3 separate regions of the Homo sapiens genome follow, and regions 2 and 3 are each linked to region 1. A link is an interaction called in ENCODE POLR2A ChIA-PET data of the cell type or tissue named here. Cell type or tissue: A673. All regions are shown on one strand.

Region 1 (5,000 bases):
GCAGTATTAGATAAATGGAGAGAAAAGAAGGAAAGACATAGTGTGACTGGGTGAGGTTTGGCACAGAGTTCTTGGGAATGGTCTTTGTTGTGCTAGAGTTTATCATCCATTGCTGAGGGGTGAGTGTGTCGTCCCCTCTAGGACCTTTAGCCAGCCCAGCTGGTGGCTGACATTGGAGGGCTGTGCTGTGAAAAGTGACACTGGGTTTAGAGCAGGAGTCACAAACTTATAGGGCTCCAGAAGCCAGAGTGGAAAAAAAAAAAAAAAGAATGTATGGTGGTAGGGTCAGGGGTAAACTAGAGATGACTGTTGTGCAAAAATGTAGGTCTTTTGATATCAGATGTGATTTTTCTCAAACAAAGACACAAATCCTCATTTTTTAAATGTCATATATCTTGAGTTTTAAAAAAAATTGTAAAATACACGTAACATAAAATGTATCACCTTAACCATTTAAAAGTGTTTTTTTTTTGAGGCGGACTCTCGCTCTGTCACCCAGGCTGGAGTGCAGTGGCGCAATCTTGGCTCACTGCAAGCTCCGCCTCCCGGATTCATGCCATTCTCCTGCCTCAGCCTCCCCAGCAGCTGGGACTGCAGGTGCATGCTGCCACGCCTGGCTAATTTTTGTATTTTTAGTAGAGATGGGGTTTCACCGTGTTAGCCACGATGGTCTCTATCTCCTGACCTTGTGATCTGCCTGCCTCGGCCTCCCAAAGTGCTGGGATTACAGGCGTGAGCCACCGCCCCCAGCCAACTTTTTAAAAAATAATGATAAAATACATATAACATGAAATTTACTTTCGTAACCATTTTAAAGTGCACAGTTCAATGGCGTTGGGTAAATTGTGTAAGCAGTCTCCAGAACTTCATTATTTTTTTTTATTTTTATTTTTTGAGTCTCATTCTGTCACCCAGGCTGGAGTGCAGTGACACAACCATAGCTCACTGCAGCCTCCACCTTCCTGACTCAAGGAATCCTCCGGCTTCAGCCTCCCATGTATCAGGGACTACAGGTACGCACCACCATGCCTGGCTAATTTTTAGAGATGTGGTCTCTCTATATTGCCCAGGCTGGTCTCAAACTACTGGCCTCAAGCAATCCTTCTGTCTTGTCTTCCCAAATTGCTCGGGATTACAGGGCTGAGCCACTGTGCTGGGCCTCTAGAACGTCTTAATATTGGCACTGAATGAAACTAAACACACGTCTCAGCCGAATTCTGCTTCAGTCCACTATTTTTCTAGCTCTGGTTTAAAGGTAGACATGAGGGGGAACCCAGGAGGAGGTCTCTTTATTTATTTATTTGTTTATTTTTTTGAGATGGAGTCTCACTCCGCCGCCCAGGCTGGAGTGCAGTGGCGCAATCTCGGCTCACTGCAAGCTCCGCCTCCCAGGTTCACGCGATTCTCCTGCCTCAGCCTCCGAAGTAGCTGGGACTACTGGTGCCCGCCACCACACCCGGCTACTTTTTTTATATTTTTTAGTGGAGATGGGGTTTCACCGTGTTAGCCATGATGGTCTCGATCTCCTGACCTCGTGATCCGCCCGCCTCGACCTCCCAAAGTGCTGGGATTACAGGCGTGAGCCACTGCACCCAGCCAGCAGGAGGTCTCTTAAGTGGAGGGATTTGGAGAGCAGACCACCAGAAAAGGCCAGGTTAGACAGGTGTGGGAGACTGGAATTCAAAGTGTGAGATGGGTGTTCAAGGAACAAGTGCCAGAAGCCCCCAGAAAGGCAGTCAGAGGAGTGCCGCGGACAGAGTGGGGTAGGTTTCCTGCCCAGCTAAAGAGGCAGGTGACCGCTAATAAGGCAGCTTGAAGTTGAAGTCAGAACCCAGAGCTCAGACAGGAAGAAATTTGTTTTCTTGTTTTCTCCAGGAGTCTAGGACATGGGAATAGAGGAATTTAGCTTATGCCTGGAGATGGGAAGAAGCAGTGTAGGGTATTCTAGGGGAAGAGCTTCCTGACTAACAGGATAATGACAAGTGCTTTGAACTTGTGCCAGACTGAGATTGCTTTTTTTCTTTGTTGCATCACCTTATGACATGCGTGTAACCTTCTTTACAGTGTAAACTTTCTTTACACTGTAATGAAGATTGGTCTAGGCATTGAATTTTGTGGCTTGCATTTGCAGGGAGCTAGGTTGGAGCAGAGGAAGGGTATGGCAGTCTGGAAGAGACCTGTCTGGTTTTACTCCCAGATGCTGACAGCAGAATGCTGATTTGAGACCAGTTACTGGAGGAGCAACAGTGCCTCATTTTGTCACTTCTTTAGTCATCTGACCTTGGCTGTGACCTTTACATTCTTCAGGCCCTTGGCAAGGGAACATGTATTACAGTTTCACAATGAAGATAGCTTAATTTTATTCCTATTATAAAAACAATGTATGGGGCCAGGCGCAGTGGCCCACGCCTGTAATCCCAGCACTTTGGGAGGCCGAGGCGGGTGGATCACCTGAGGTCAGGAGTTCCGAGACCAGCCTGACCAACACATAGTGAAACCCTGTCTCTACTAAAAATACAAAAATTAGCCGGGAGTAGTGGTGCACGTCTGTAGTTCCAGCTACTCAGGAATCTGAGGCAGGAGAATCACTTGAACCTGGGAGGTGGAGGTTGCAGTGAGCTGAGATGGTGCCACTGCACTCCAGCCTGGGCGACACAGTGAGACTCCATCTCTCAAAAAACAAAACAGTGTATTCTTATCATAAAATACAGAGAAAAGTGTAAAAAATAAATTAAATATGATCCAAAATCCCCATTTTCAGCATCCCTCTGTGCATGTGTACACTATTTTTTTTTTTTTCCAAGTCTGAGTCTTGCTCTGTCGCTCAGGCTGGAGTGCAGTGGTGCGATCTCACCTCACTGCAACCTCCGCCTCCTGGGTTCAAGCTATTCTCCTTCCTCAGCCTCCCGAGTAGCTGGGATTACAGGCATGCACCACCACACCAGCTAATTTTTGTTTTGTTTTGTTTTTTTAAGACAGAGTTTCACTCTATTGCCCAGGCTGGAGTGCAGTAGCACGATCTCGGCCCACTGCAACCTCTGCCTCCTGAGTTGAAATGATTCTCCTGCCTCAGCCTCCTGAGTAGCTGGGATTACAGGAGCCTACCACCATGCCCAGCTAATTTTTGTATTTTTAGTAGAGACGGGGTTTCACCGTGTTGGCCAGGCTCGTCTTGAACTCCTGGCCTAAGGTGATCCACCTGCCTTGGCCTCCCAAAGTGCTGGCATTACAGGTGTGAGCCACCGTGCCCAGCCTGAATTTTATATTTTTGGTAGAAACAGGGTTTCACCATATTGGCCAGGCTGGTCTCGAACTCCTGACCTCAAGTGATCCGCCCGCCTCGGCCTCCCAAAATGCTGGGATTACAGGCACGAGCCACTGCACCCGGCCTGGGTTTTTAAAATTATATCTTTATTGAGGTATAGTGGACATAAACTGCAGCTATTTCAAGTGTACAATTTGGCTATTCTCAGCCTATGGGGTAGTCCTACTCCAGAGAAGCAGTAAGAAAAAAAGAATAAATTGTACAATTCCATGAGTTTTGACATATGTGTACAACTGTGAAGCCATCACCACAATTAAAATAACTCCCATTTCCCCACCCTTTGTTGAATATTTGGAGAGTGATAGATAGATGAGTTATCTATGCCCCTTTGTAATCCACCCCTCTCTACCCAATATCTTATTCACTGTAAACTGCTGATCTATTTTTTATTTTTAGAAATTAATTTACATTTTCTAGAACTATATATAAATAGAATCATAGAATATATGGTCTTTTATTTTTGTTCTAGCTTGTTTCAGTATAATTATTTGAAATTTATCTACATTTTTATGTGTAGTTTTTTTTTTCTTTCTGAATAATGGTTCATTGTTTTTTGTTTTAAGACAGGGTCTTGCTGTGTCACCCAGGGATGATCATGGTTCAGCATAGCCTCAACCTCCTCAGCTCAAGCGATTCTCCCACCTCAGCCTCCTGAGTAGCTGGCACTACATGCACAGGCCACCATACCTGGCTAATTTTAAAATTTTGTTATAGAGACAGAGGTCTCACTGTGTTGCACAGGCTGGTTTCAAACTCCTGGCCTCAAGCTATCCTCCTGCCTTAGCCTCCCAAAGTGCCGGGATTATAGGCGTGAGCCCCTGCACCCAGCCACATTGTACTGATATGATACAGTTTATTCATTTACCTGTTCAAGGACATTTGAATTTTTTTCTAGTTTTTGAATGCAACATATAAAGCGACTGTGAACATTCACGTACAAGTATTTGTGTGGATATATGTTTTCATTTTTCTTGGGTAAATACTTAGCAGTGGAATGGCTGGATTATAGAGTAGGAATGTTTTAAAGATACTTTTTAAATGAGAAAAGGTTTTTCTATTTGCCCACATATTGTCATTTCCAGTGCTTTCATTCTTTCATGTGATCCAGATTTCCTTTTGGTAATATTTTCTTTCTGCCTGAAGAAATTCCTTTCATATTTCTTATAATGCAGATTGGTGATAAATACTTTCCACTGTTGTTTATCTAGAAAAGTATTTTGCCTTTATTTTGAGGGAGGATGTTTTTGCTAAGTATAGAATTCTAGGTTCACAGTTTTTAAAATTATTTAACTTTTATTTTTTAATTGGTAAATTAAAATTGTATTTTATTGCATACAATATATTTGTTCACAGTTTTCTCCTGTCAGTACTTTAAAGATGATGTCTAGGCTGGGCGCTGTGGCTTACGCCTGTAATCCCAGCATTTTGGGGGGCCAAGGCAAGTGGATCATTTGCGATCATGAGTTTTAGACCAGCCTGGCTAACATGGTGAAACCCCGCCTCTACTAAAAATACAAAAATTAGCTGGGTGTGGTGGCGCTCACCAGTAATCCCAGCTACCCGGGAGGCTGAGGCATGAGAATCTTGAACCTGGGAGGCAGAGGTTGCAGTGAGCCGAGATGGTGTCACTGCACTCCATTCTGGGTGACAGAGCAAGACTGTGTCTCAAAAATAA
Region 2 (5,000 bases), 74 kb after region 1:
CAAATGCCCTTTCCTGTTCCCAAGTCCTCCATACCTGCCAACTCCCCAGGCCCAGTTGGGGCAGGCTCCCTTTGTCAGCCCCACCCCAAATTTGCTCTTAGAGCGTGTTTGGAATGGCAGCAGGTAGGTAGCATGTGACTCCTAGGTGTGTGTAGGCCGCTTCTTTCCCCCTCCCCTCGTGTCAATCAGGCTATAACCAGGTGTCTACTGAATACAACTCCCCAGAACTTGGTTCTCTGTTGCTTCAGAGTTGGTGGGGAGAATGTTTGCCTATTTTAGTGCCCCCCATTGGCTGATATCTCCCACACCTGTTAGAAGGCCTGTGGGCACAGTTGGCAGAGATGGTTGCTGTCCCTCCATGTTGAGTCTGTAGCTGCCCCACTCTCTGGTGGCTTGCCTAGGCACGCTTTCTTGCTTTCTGTCATTCTGTCTTTCTGCCATACCATTGTGGGTGGGTGGGGGACAAGGGGGGTGGTTTTCATCTCAAACATAGAAGTTGTAGGATGGAGGTAGGCAGTGCCCACCAAAACAGCTGGTGTTTCTTATCTCATCGGGCCCAACCTTTTCTACCTCCTTTAGACACATTTGTTTGGGAAGCATTAAGGGACCTGGGGACCATTAAATGGTTTCAGGTACCAGTGAAGCTCAGACTCTTGAGTGCCATGGAATGTGGTTTAGACATTTGTTCGTGGAGCTTTTCTTTTTTTTTTTTTTTGAGATGGAGTCTTGCTCTGCTGCTCAGGCTGGAGTGCAGTGGTACGATCTTGCCTCACTGCAACCTCTGCCTCCAGGGCTCAAGCAATTGTCGTGCCTCAACCTCCCGAGTAGCTGAGATTACAGGTGTGCATCACCACGCCCGGCTAATTTTTGTATTTTTTGGTAGAGACAGGGTTTCATCATGTTGGCCAGGCTGGTCTCAAACTCCTGACTTCAGGTGATCTACCTGCCTCAGCCTCCCAAAGTGCTGGGATTACAGTCGTGAGCCACCATGCCCAGCCTTGTGGAGCTTCTCTGTTTTAAGATGATTTGCTCAGAATTTTCTCAGGTTGAGAAGATGGCTGGAGAACCCATTGAGACCAGGTCTGATTTGTCCTACTTGGTTCTTAAGGCATCTGGGGTCCTCTTTTTCCAGTGGGTCCTGAGTGGGGGGTAGTCCTTGGAAAGGTGACTAGGATGGGCTGAACGGGTCTGGGAACAGCCTGTGCTGCCGTCCCACCCCCTTTACCAGCCTGCCCCTAGCCTTTGTGCACGGAGTAACAGAAGTCTTCCCCTACTCAGGGCCTGAAGTAATCAAACCTGTCTTTGACCTTGGTGAGACAGAGGAGAAAAAGTCCCAGATCAGCGCAGACAGTGGTGTGAGCCTGACGTCTAGTTCCCAGGTTTGTGACAACCTTGTTGAAATTTGCAAGTATTAAATATGCTGTCTCAGAATACTTCTTTAAGTTAAAATAGAACAGTCAGACAGCCGGGCACAGTGGCTCATGCTTGTAATCCCAGCACTTTGGGAGGCCGAGGCGGGTGGGTCACCTGAGGTCGGGAGTTCGAGACCAGCCTGACCAACATGGTGAAACCCCGCCCCTATGAAAAATACAAAATTAGCCAGGCATGGTGGCGCATGCCTGTAATCCCAGCTACTCGGGAGGCTGAGGCAGGAGAAATGCTTTAACCGGTGGGCGGAGGTTGTGGTGAGCCGAGATTGTGCTGTTGCACTCCAGCCTGGGCAACAAAGGTGAAACTCCATCTCAAAAAAAAAAAAAAATAAAAATAAAAATAAAATAGCCAGGTGCGGTGGTTCATGCCTGTAATCACAGGACTTTGGGAGGCCGAGGCAGGTGGGTCACTTGAGGTCAGGAGTTGGAGTTGGAGACCAGCCTGGCCAACGTAGTGAAACCCCGTCTCTACTAAAAATACAAAAGTTAGCTGGGTGTGGTGGCGGGCACCTGTAATCCCAGCTACTTAGGAGGCTGAGGCAGGAGAATCACTGGAACCCGGGAGGCAGAGGTTGCAGCGAGCTGAGATTGCGCCACTGCACTCCAGCCTGTGCCGCAGAGTGAGACTCCGTCTCAAAAAAAAAAAAAAAAAAAAAAAATGAACAACCTCAAAACAATATAAATAACTAATGATAAGGGAATTATTAAATAAGTATAATAGATCCATGTAATGCAATATTAGTATCCATTAAAGATTGTGTTTTCAAAAATTTAGTGACATGGGAAACTGTTTAACAAAGCTACCTATAGTGTGACTCCAATTTTATTTTTAAAATGTATTGAGAAAAAACTGAAAGGAAATATACTAAAAACAGTGGTTAACGTGGGAGGTAGATTTACAGCTTGTTCTTATTTCCTTATTCTTTCATGTATTTTCTACAGTGAGCATGTACTTCTTTAACGCATTGTTTTTTGTTTTTTTGTTTTTTTTTTTGAGACAGGGTCTCATTCTGTCGCTGCAGCTGGAGAGCAGTGGTGTGCTCTCTGCTCACTGCAGCCTCAAACTCCTGGGCTCAAGTGATGCTCCCACCTCAGCGTCCTGAGCATCTGGGACCGCAGGCACCCACCACCATGCCTGGCTAAGTTTGTGTATTTTTTGTAGAGATGGGGTTTCGCCATGTTGCCCAGCCTGGTCTCCAACTCCTGGGCTGAAATGATCCTCCCACCTCAGCCTCCCAAAGTGCTAGGACTACAGGCGTGAGCCACTGTGCCCGGCCTATTTCTTTTTTTTATTACATAAGTTGTACATATTTTATATTCTGGAAACAAAAGTTGCTCGTGACTTCTCTAAGGATGATAACAGAAGGGTGGGGATGAGGAGAAAGAAAAAGGTACAGTATTTCTGTGGGAAACTGAGAGGAGATTGGACACCTCCCCTAATGTTCCTGTGTCTTGTTTCAGAGGACTGATCAAGACTCTGTCATCGGCGTGAGTCCAGCTGTTATGATCCGCAGCTCAAGTCAGGATTCTGAAGTTAGCACCGTGGTAGGGGAACACCACACTGGCATCTTGGTGGGTGGGGTGTGGATTTCCCCTTTGGAAAAGGGTGCTACTTTCTCTTTGGAGGCTGCTCTGAGTCTCAGGTCAGCATGGTTCTCATGGTGGAGATGTTTACCATCATAGGTGTGTGTATACGAGATTTCACCCAGAGCTTCTCATCTTATAAAGAAGGTACTTCCAGAGGCTATCTGACACACTTTTGAAATTTAATACTTTTTTATGGTGGCAGGGAGCTCTAACAGCTTGGTATTTCTGGGGCCCATCCCTGGGGACTGTCTCTTACTACCTTTTTTCCTTTCCAGGTGAGTAATAGCTCTGGAGAGACCCTTGGAGCTGACAGTGACTTGAGCAGCAATGCAGGTGATGGACCAGGTGGCGAGGGCAGTGTTCACCTGGCAAGCTCTCGGGGCACTTTGTCTGATAGTGAAATTGAGACCAACTCTGCCACAAGCACCATCTTTGTAAGCTTTGTTTATTAACAAAAGAAAACCATTTCTTTAATGGGGGAGGGAAGCAGGCAAGAAAAGAATGAAAGTTAAGAGACGCTAAAGAGGTAAAGGTTAAATAAGGAAGAGGTAATCTTCTTATATTTGGCTTTAAGGAAAACATTTCTTAAGGCTTTGTTCAGAGTCATTTGACTCACAATCTGGGGCTTTTAGAACCCTCTCCTGAATCATTGATGAGTTAGGCTCCGTGCCCAGTCACGTAAGGGCTTTGAATCCTATGTAGTATTAACCCCCAGGTTTAACACAGGCAAAGTAATACCTTTGTGGCAATGTCAGGACAATTACAGCTCTCGTTTAGTACCAGTCTGCCTATTTCTATGGACTATCCAGTTTTATTTTGGTCACTGCTCTATTTATAAATAAAATAGCATTTTATTTTAGTATATTCCTAACAGTTATTTGAAGTTTTCATTCATTAATAAACATCCATGAAGTGATTTACTAAGTGCCAGATTTTGTGCTAAAGAAACAGGGATGAAAAAGGCATGGTTTCTACTCAAGAAGTTTGTGATTCACTATATTGCTGTGAGTAGTCTCTTCTAATAGGTGAGGGGAACAATGCCTTAGGAAAAAAGAACTTCCCTAGATCACACAGTAAGCCCATGATCAGCTGGAAGGAGATGAATTCTTTTTAGTCCTTGCCGTAGACATCTGTTTTTTGTTGTTTTTTTTTTTTTTTTTTTTTACACAGGGTCTCACTCTGTTGCCCAGGCTGGAGTGTAGTGGCACAGTCACTGCTCAACTGCTCACTGCAGCTTTGACCTGTTAGGCTCAAGTGATCCTCCCACCTCAGCCTCCCAAGTAGCTGGGACTGCAGGCATACACCACCATGCCTGGCTAATTTTTTAGTTTTTTGTAGAGATGGGGTTTCCCTCTGTTGTCTAGGCCAGTCTCAAACTCCTGGGTTAAGTGAGCCTCCTGCCTTGGCCTCTTAAAGTGGCATGAGCCACTGTGCCCAGCCTCTGCTTTTTAATGTGTATGTGCCTCTATAGGCTGTGTTAAAACACTGATAGACTTGTTACTTTATTAAACAGAGATGAGAATGGATGTTCTCTACAAGAGCTTATACGCATAGGTCCTTATCTTTAAGGCCTATGGGGAGAAAGGAAGATAAAAGTTAAATGAAACCAACTATTTAAAACTGGTTATCATTCCCACCCCCAGAGCCTTCTGTATGTGTGTTTTTAATAGAGTCAGTGACCTCCCAGAGTGGAGATTGGGAATAGGACTGAGAGGCTACTCAAGTTAATGGGCCTTAACTCTCTCTCAGTCTGAACAGACTGATTGGCTGATTGAGTGATTGATTTTTCTTTTGTGCTGACAGTTTATTAGGGGTTTTCTTTTCTTTTCTTTTTTTTTTTTTTGAGATGGAGTCTCGCTGTGTCACCCAGGCTGGAGTGCAGTGGTGCGATCTCGGCTCACGGCAAGCTCCGCCTCCTGGGTTCACACTCTTCTCTTGCCTCAGCCTCCCAAGTAGCTGGGACTACGGGTGCCCGCCACCACG
Region 3 (5,000 bases), 310 kb before region 1:
CAAAAGGCCTTGATATTAAGAATCAGAGTACCAGAATAGAGCAAGTAGAGCAGTGTCCTGGGGCTGCGTGCAAATGAAAAGTCATACTGGTAGGGAAGAACCTTAAGCTCCGTTTGTTTTTTTAGGGCCCCACCCCCGCCTTTGGCTGAGTGATAACAGAAGTCCCGATTTCCCCCGCGCAGACTGTAGGAACAAAGCATTCCATCGGTGGGCATCAAGTTAGTTGCAGGCAGTTGAAGGGCCTCGACTTCCTGCATGTCAAATCAACATCTCAGCGTCCGCTGCAGTGAAGGGCGGGCAGCCACCGGTCAGGCAAACGCTTGACTTGGGCATTCATACAGTAAACAGACACATTATACTCCAAAAAGCCAGCTCTTCTGGGCAACTGCTGTCCCTCTGGGGTCCTCAGAGGTGGAATTCTGCCTTTTCACTCAAGTCCTGGCTGTGATCATAAAGGCAGCTTTTAACCCTTTTTAAGGAAAAGAATGGTGAGTGAAGAAAGAAAACAAATGACTGTGGGTGGCAAAATGCAGCCTTCATTTTAAGAAGTGTTGAATTAGAACACTTCACTATGCTCTGGCCTTGAAAGCTGCCAGCCACATCGCAAGCTCCCTTAGCCTCCAGGGGCCTGGGCTCTAGCCCCTCCACCTAATGCAATTCACTATGGAAAAGGTCTGTCCGCAAGGTATCTTTGATCATGAAGCCATCCAGCTTTTGGGATATATGTTAATGTGCTCATAGGATGTTTCTCTAGAGGTTAACTAAAATCTTACCTTTTACATCTCATCTCTCCCACTCCCGCCATCTTACCACTTTCTCACGGCTTTCATATAAAGCAAGCTTGTCCAACCTGAGACTTGCATGGCCCAGGATGGCTTTGAATGTGGCCCAACACAAATTCGTAAACTTCCTTAAAACATGAGATTACTTGCGATTTCTTTTTTCTTAGCTCATCAGCTGTTGTTAATGTTCATGTATTTTATGTGTGGCCCAAGACAATCCTTCTTCCAGTGTAGCCCAGGGAAGCCAAAAGTCTGGACAGCCCTGATATAAAGGAAAGAAGGGAAACATCCATCTGGTATACAAGACACACTAACTTAGTAGTAGACAACATAGATTCTAAAGTCAGAGAGATGAAGGTTCAAATCTTGGTTCTACCACAAATTCCGCAATTTTGAGCAAGTTAGTTAATCCCTCCAGGCCTCAGTTTCCTCATCCATAAAATGGGAATATTAACAGTTCTAACTCAAAGGGCTTTGTAAAGATTAACCCATATAAACTGCTTAGCACAGGGCTAACACACAGCAAAAGCTTCATAATAATATAACCATCTTTTTTTTTTCCGAGATGGAATCTTGCTGTGTTGCCCAGGCTGGAGTGCAGTGGCGCGATCTCAGCTTACGGCAACCTCCGCCTCCCGAGAAGCAATTCTCCTGCCTCAGCCTCCTGAGTAGCTGGGATTACAGGCACCCATCACTGCACCTGGCCAATTTTTGTATTTTTAGTAGAGACGGGGATTCACCATGTTGGCCAGGGTGGTCTTAAATTCCTGACCTCATGATCCGCCCACCTCGGCCTCCCAAAGTGCTGGGATTACAGGCGTGAGCCACTGCGCCTGGCCCCATCATTTATTAAATACTTACCAGGTGCCCTCCGAGTACTTTTCTAAGTGCTTTTCATATGCTACATCACTGAAGGCTCTCAACAACCCTAGGAGGTGGTACTGTTATTATTAGTTTGATGCAAAAGCAATTGCGGTTTTTGCCATTACTTTTAATGACAAAAATTGCAATTACTTTTGCGCCAACCTAATATTATCACCACTTTACAGCTGGGGACAATGAACCACAGAAAGGTTAAGTCTGTAGATAGATTGCACAAGTACTAAGGGTTGAGGCCAGCATTCACACCCAGGCAGGTGATTATACTGCTTCCCAATAAATGGTATTACTGTTGTGAGAATCTCCAAAACCCCAAGGTCAAAAGGGGGAATTTACAACTTCTGGGTCCCTCTCTTTTATGTGTTCTCCAATAGCAAATATGCAGTGAGTTTATGGGTCTCAAACAGTGACCTCTTTCTGGTTACTGCTAAGGTAAAGAAAGATTCATTTCCCTCGCCGGAAGGTAAAGTAATGAAGTGGGGAAAGTCTGGCGTCCCAGCACTTTTGAATCAGCACTCGAGTGTTGTTGGTCCAGGGAACAGGGCTTCCCATAACAAATAATTATACTTTGCAATTTCTCTTTAGTTTGTGAGCTACTTTTGCATATGCACTTGCATTCTCATTGAATCATTACAATAATCCTGAGCAATGACTGCAGGGCCCATCCAACAGGTAAGGGCACCCGCTTTGGCCAAGGTCACAAGGTAAGTAGGAGAGCCAGGATGGCAGCCCCATTCTGACACTTAAACTAGTATTCTTCTCTTAGTGTGATCTCAGAGTCTGGACTTTCAGTAAGCTTTCCGGGTGACACCGATGCACACTCAAGTGTCTAGCGGCACTGCTCTCCACCATTCCATAGAATGCACAGCTGAAGGTGGACCACATCTGTCACATGGAGGCACATGGGTAGACCGTGACTACTCACAGCTACAGACCAGCTTTTTCAAGCTGAACCAGAGATGAGAAGGCTTAAGGAGTACCCTGTGAGTGTTCTGGAGTCTGGTGGCTACCCCAGTGTGGAAGCTATTAGGATTACAATGAGAAAAGGAGGAATCGGCCGGGCGCGGTGGCTCACGCCTGTAATCCCAGCACTTTGGGAGGCCGAGGCGGGTGGATCATGAGGTCAGGAGATCGAGACCATCCTGGCTAACAAGGTGAAACCCCGTCTCTACTAAAAATACAAAAAGTAGCCGGGCGCGGTAGCGGGCGCCTGTAGTCCCAGCTACTCGGGAGGCTGAGGCAGGAGAATGGCGTGAACCCGGGAAGCGGAGCTTGCAGTGAGCCGAGATTGCGCCACTGCAGTCCGCAGTCCGGCCTGGGCGACAGAGCGAGACTCCGTCTCAAAAAAAAAAAAAAAAAAAAAAAAAAAAAGGAGGAATCACCATTCGTTTATAATATGCTAAAGCATATTAGCATATGCCTCTCTCCTTTTATCCACTGGCAGCAATAAATACAAGTTCGTTGAATGAATGAATGAATGAATGAAACACTCCTCTAGAATCTTGTGAAAGCTGGAGTCAAAGGAAAAGAGACTCAGAATATCATAAATAAAAGTAGTTATTTCCTACCTAACCAGTGCTGGAGAGAACAGGAATCTTCTCGTTTGCAAGGCAGCCTCTTTGTCCTACCCAGGTTTTGTTTACTCCTTTCTCCTACAAGAGTTCCTTTCACCAGCTGTATTATCCGGCTGTGAAACTGACACGCCATGTTTCTACTTATTTCTGTCCCATGGTCCCTTTTATTCCCGATTCCTAGAGGCCAGCTTAACTTGGTTGGTTTGGAAAATCTACCAGGTGAAGTCTTCTCCTCAGTGGCCCGTTTCGAAAGGGACATGTCGGGCACATGATTGCGGGTCCAAGCAAGTTCAGCCCTCTCTTGCTACTGTTACATACAGAAAAGAAGTCCTTAATGGTTAGCCTCCAAAGTTATGAGGCAGAAGAACATAATGTTAAGCACGGAGGAACAAAACTCCCCAGGATAAAAATCCTGACTCTGCTAAGTTCCTAGCTGTCTGACCCTGGGCAGCTATTTAACCTCTTTATATATAATTTTCTCATCAGGAAAATTGGGATAATAAAATCCCCTAACTTACAGGAATGTTATGAGAAATAAATTAGTTAATTCATAAGAAGGACTTAGCATTACTGCCTGGCACATACTAAGTGCTCAATAAATAATAGCTCTTGTTATTACTATTAAAGATTTGGCTTACCCCAGAACTGTCACATCCAACCACTCCATGATTAAGACCTGCTATTTTAGGACTTGAGATGTTTGAAAACCCTACTGTGTACCAGGCAGCAGTACCACCACCATGGGTTAAGTTGGTGGCATGAATAACTGCAGAGTCTTGCTTTATTGCCTTTCTCTGAAAGAGCTTGAGGCACATGGTATCCTTTATCCTTGCCCCCTTTTTTTTTTTGAGGTGGAGTCTTGTTCTGTCACCCACACTGCAGTGCACTGGCACAATCTCAGCTTACTGCAACTTCCATCTCCCGGGTTCAAGCGATTCTCCTGCCTCAGCCTCCCAGGTAGCTGAGACTACAGGTGTGTACCGCCACACCCGGCTAATTTTTGTATTTTTAGAGTAGAGACAGGGTTTCTCCACATTGACCAGGCTGGTCTCAAACTCCTGGCCTCAAGTGATCCACCTGTCTCGGCCTCCCAAAGCACTGGGATTACAGGCACGAGCCACCACACCCAGCAAATCTTTGCCTAATTTATCACCAACTAATTCTGAGGAGCCAAGGACAGGAGAGAGAATCCAGAAACTAAAGTACAGAGCAATTAAGAAATGGATTAGCTTCCACTTTTGTAAATCAGGAGTAATAACAGTATCTATTTCATAGGGTTGCTGGGAGGTCTAAATGAAATAATACGTATGAGGTTCATACTAGACAGCTGTTATTGTTTTTCTTGTTATTTGTACTAATCCCATTATCTTCATCTGGATATGTCCTCTCTCTCAACCTAGTAATGTAGCCAATGCCAGGCTATCTTTGTATAGATCCTCAAAATTCTACCTGCCCTACCTGGAAGCTGTCAACAGATTTCACAAATCCAACAGGGCTCAAACATGGCTGTGCTCTGTGAAGGGCTGCTCAAAATATTGCTTTCCCTTCCCCCTACATCTCAAATCAGAAGGTCCACACAGTAACAAACCACATTTGTTTATGGCTGTTCAGGGAGCAACAAACCACATTTTTCTGGAAACCTTTTAAAGTCTCTCTCTTCTCCTGAGCCCATGAGTTCGAGGCTACAGTGAGCTATGATCATGCCACTGCACTCCAGCCTTGGCAATAGAGTGAGAACCTGTCTCAAAAAAAAAAAATAAATAAA

The links. Peaks named below come from ENCODE experiments on the same cell type or tissue, not always from the same donor. Only the 100,000 strongest peaks of a DNase experiment are listed, where the experiment ranks them.
Region 2: POLR2A ChIA-PET joins it to region 1 with 5 read pairs; 11 of 35 experiments call an interaction of 5 or more read pairs at or near these places.
Region 3: POLR2A ChIA-PET joins it to region 1 with 16 read pairs; 9 of 35 experiments call an interaction of 5 or more read pairs at or near these places.

Annotation. Positions count from the first base shown.
Region 1 is chr11:47,218,491-47,223,490 of GRCh38, forward strand. The region is part of intron 3 of DDB2 (damage specific DNA binding protein 2); the gene reads left to right. Among named protein-coding and RNA genes, the nearest start is that of DDB2, 6.0 kb to the left of the region's middle. In A673, no CTCF peak of the experiment used is centred here; a DNase peak (open chromatin) is centred at 2,001; H3K27ac peaks cover 1,047 bases.
Region 2 is chr11:47,292,605-47,297,604 of GRCh38, forward strand. It overlaps MADD (MAP kinase activating death domain), which reads left to right. Exons shown (of 37, transcript NM_001376571.1): 22 at 1,279-1,379; 23 at 2,892-2,975; 24 at 3,293-3,451. Among named protein-coding and RNA genes, the nearest start is that of MADD-AS1, 23 kb to the left of the region's middle. In A673, no CTCF peak of the experiment used is centred here; no DNase peak of the experiment used is centred here.
Region 3 is chr11:46,906,609-46,911,608 of GRCh38, forward strand. The region is part of intron 1 of LRP4 (LDL receptor related protein 4); the gene reads right to left. Among named protein-coding and RNA genes, the nearest start is that of LRP4, 9.4 kb to the right of the region's middle. RefSeq lists enhancers at 1-155, 156-988. In A673, no CTCF peak of the experiment used is centred here; no DNase peak of the experiment used is centred here.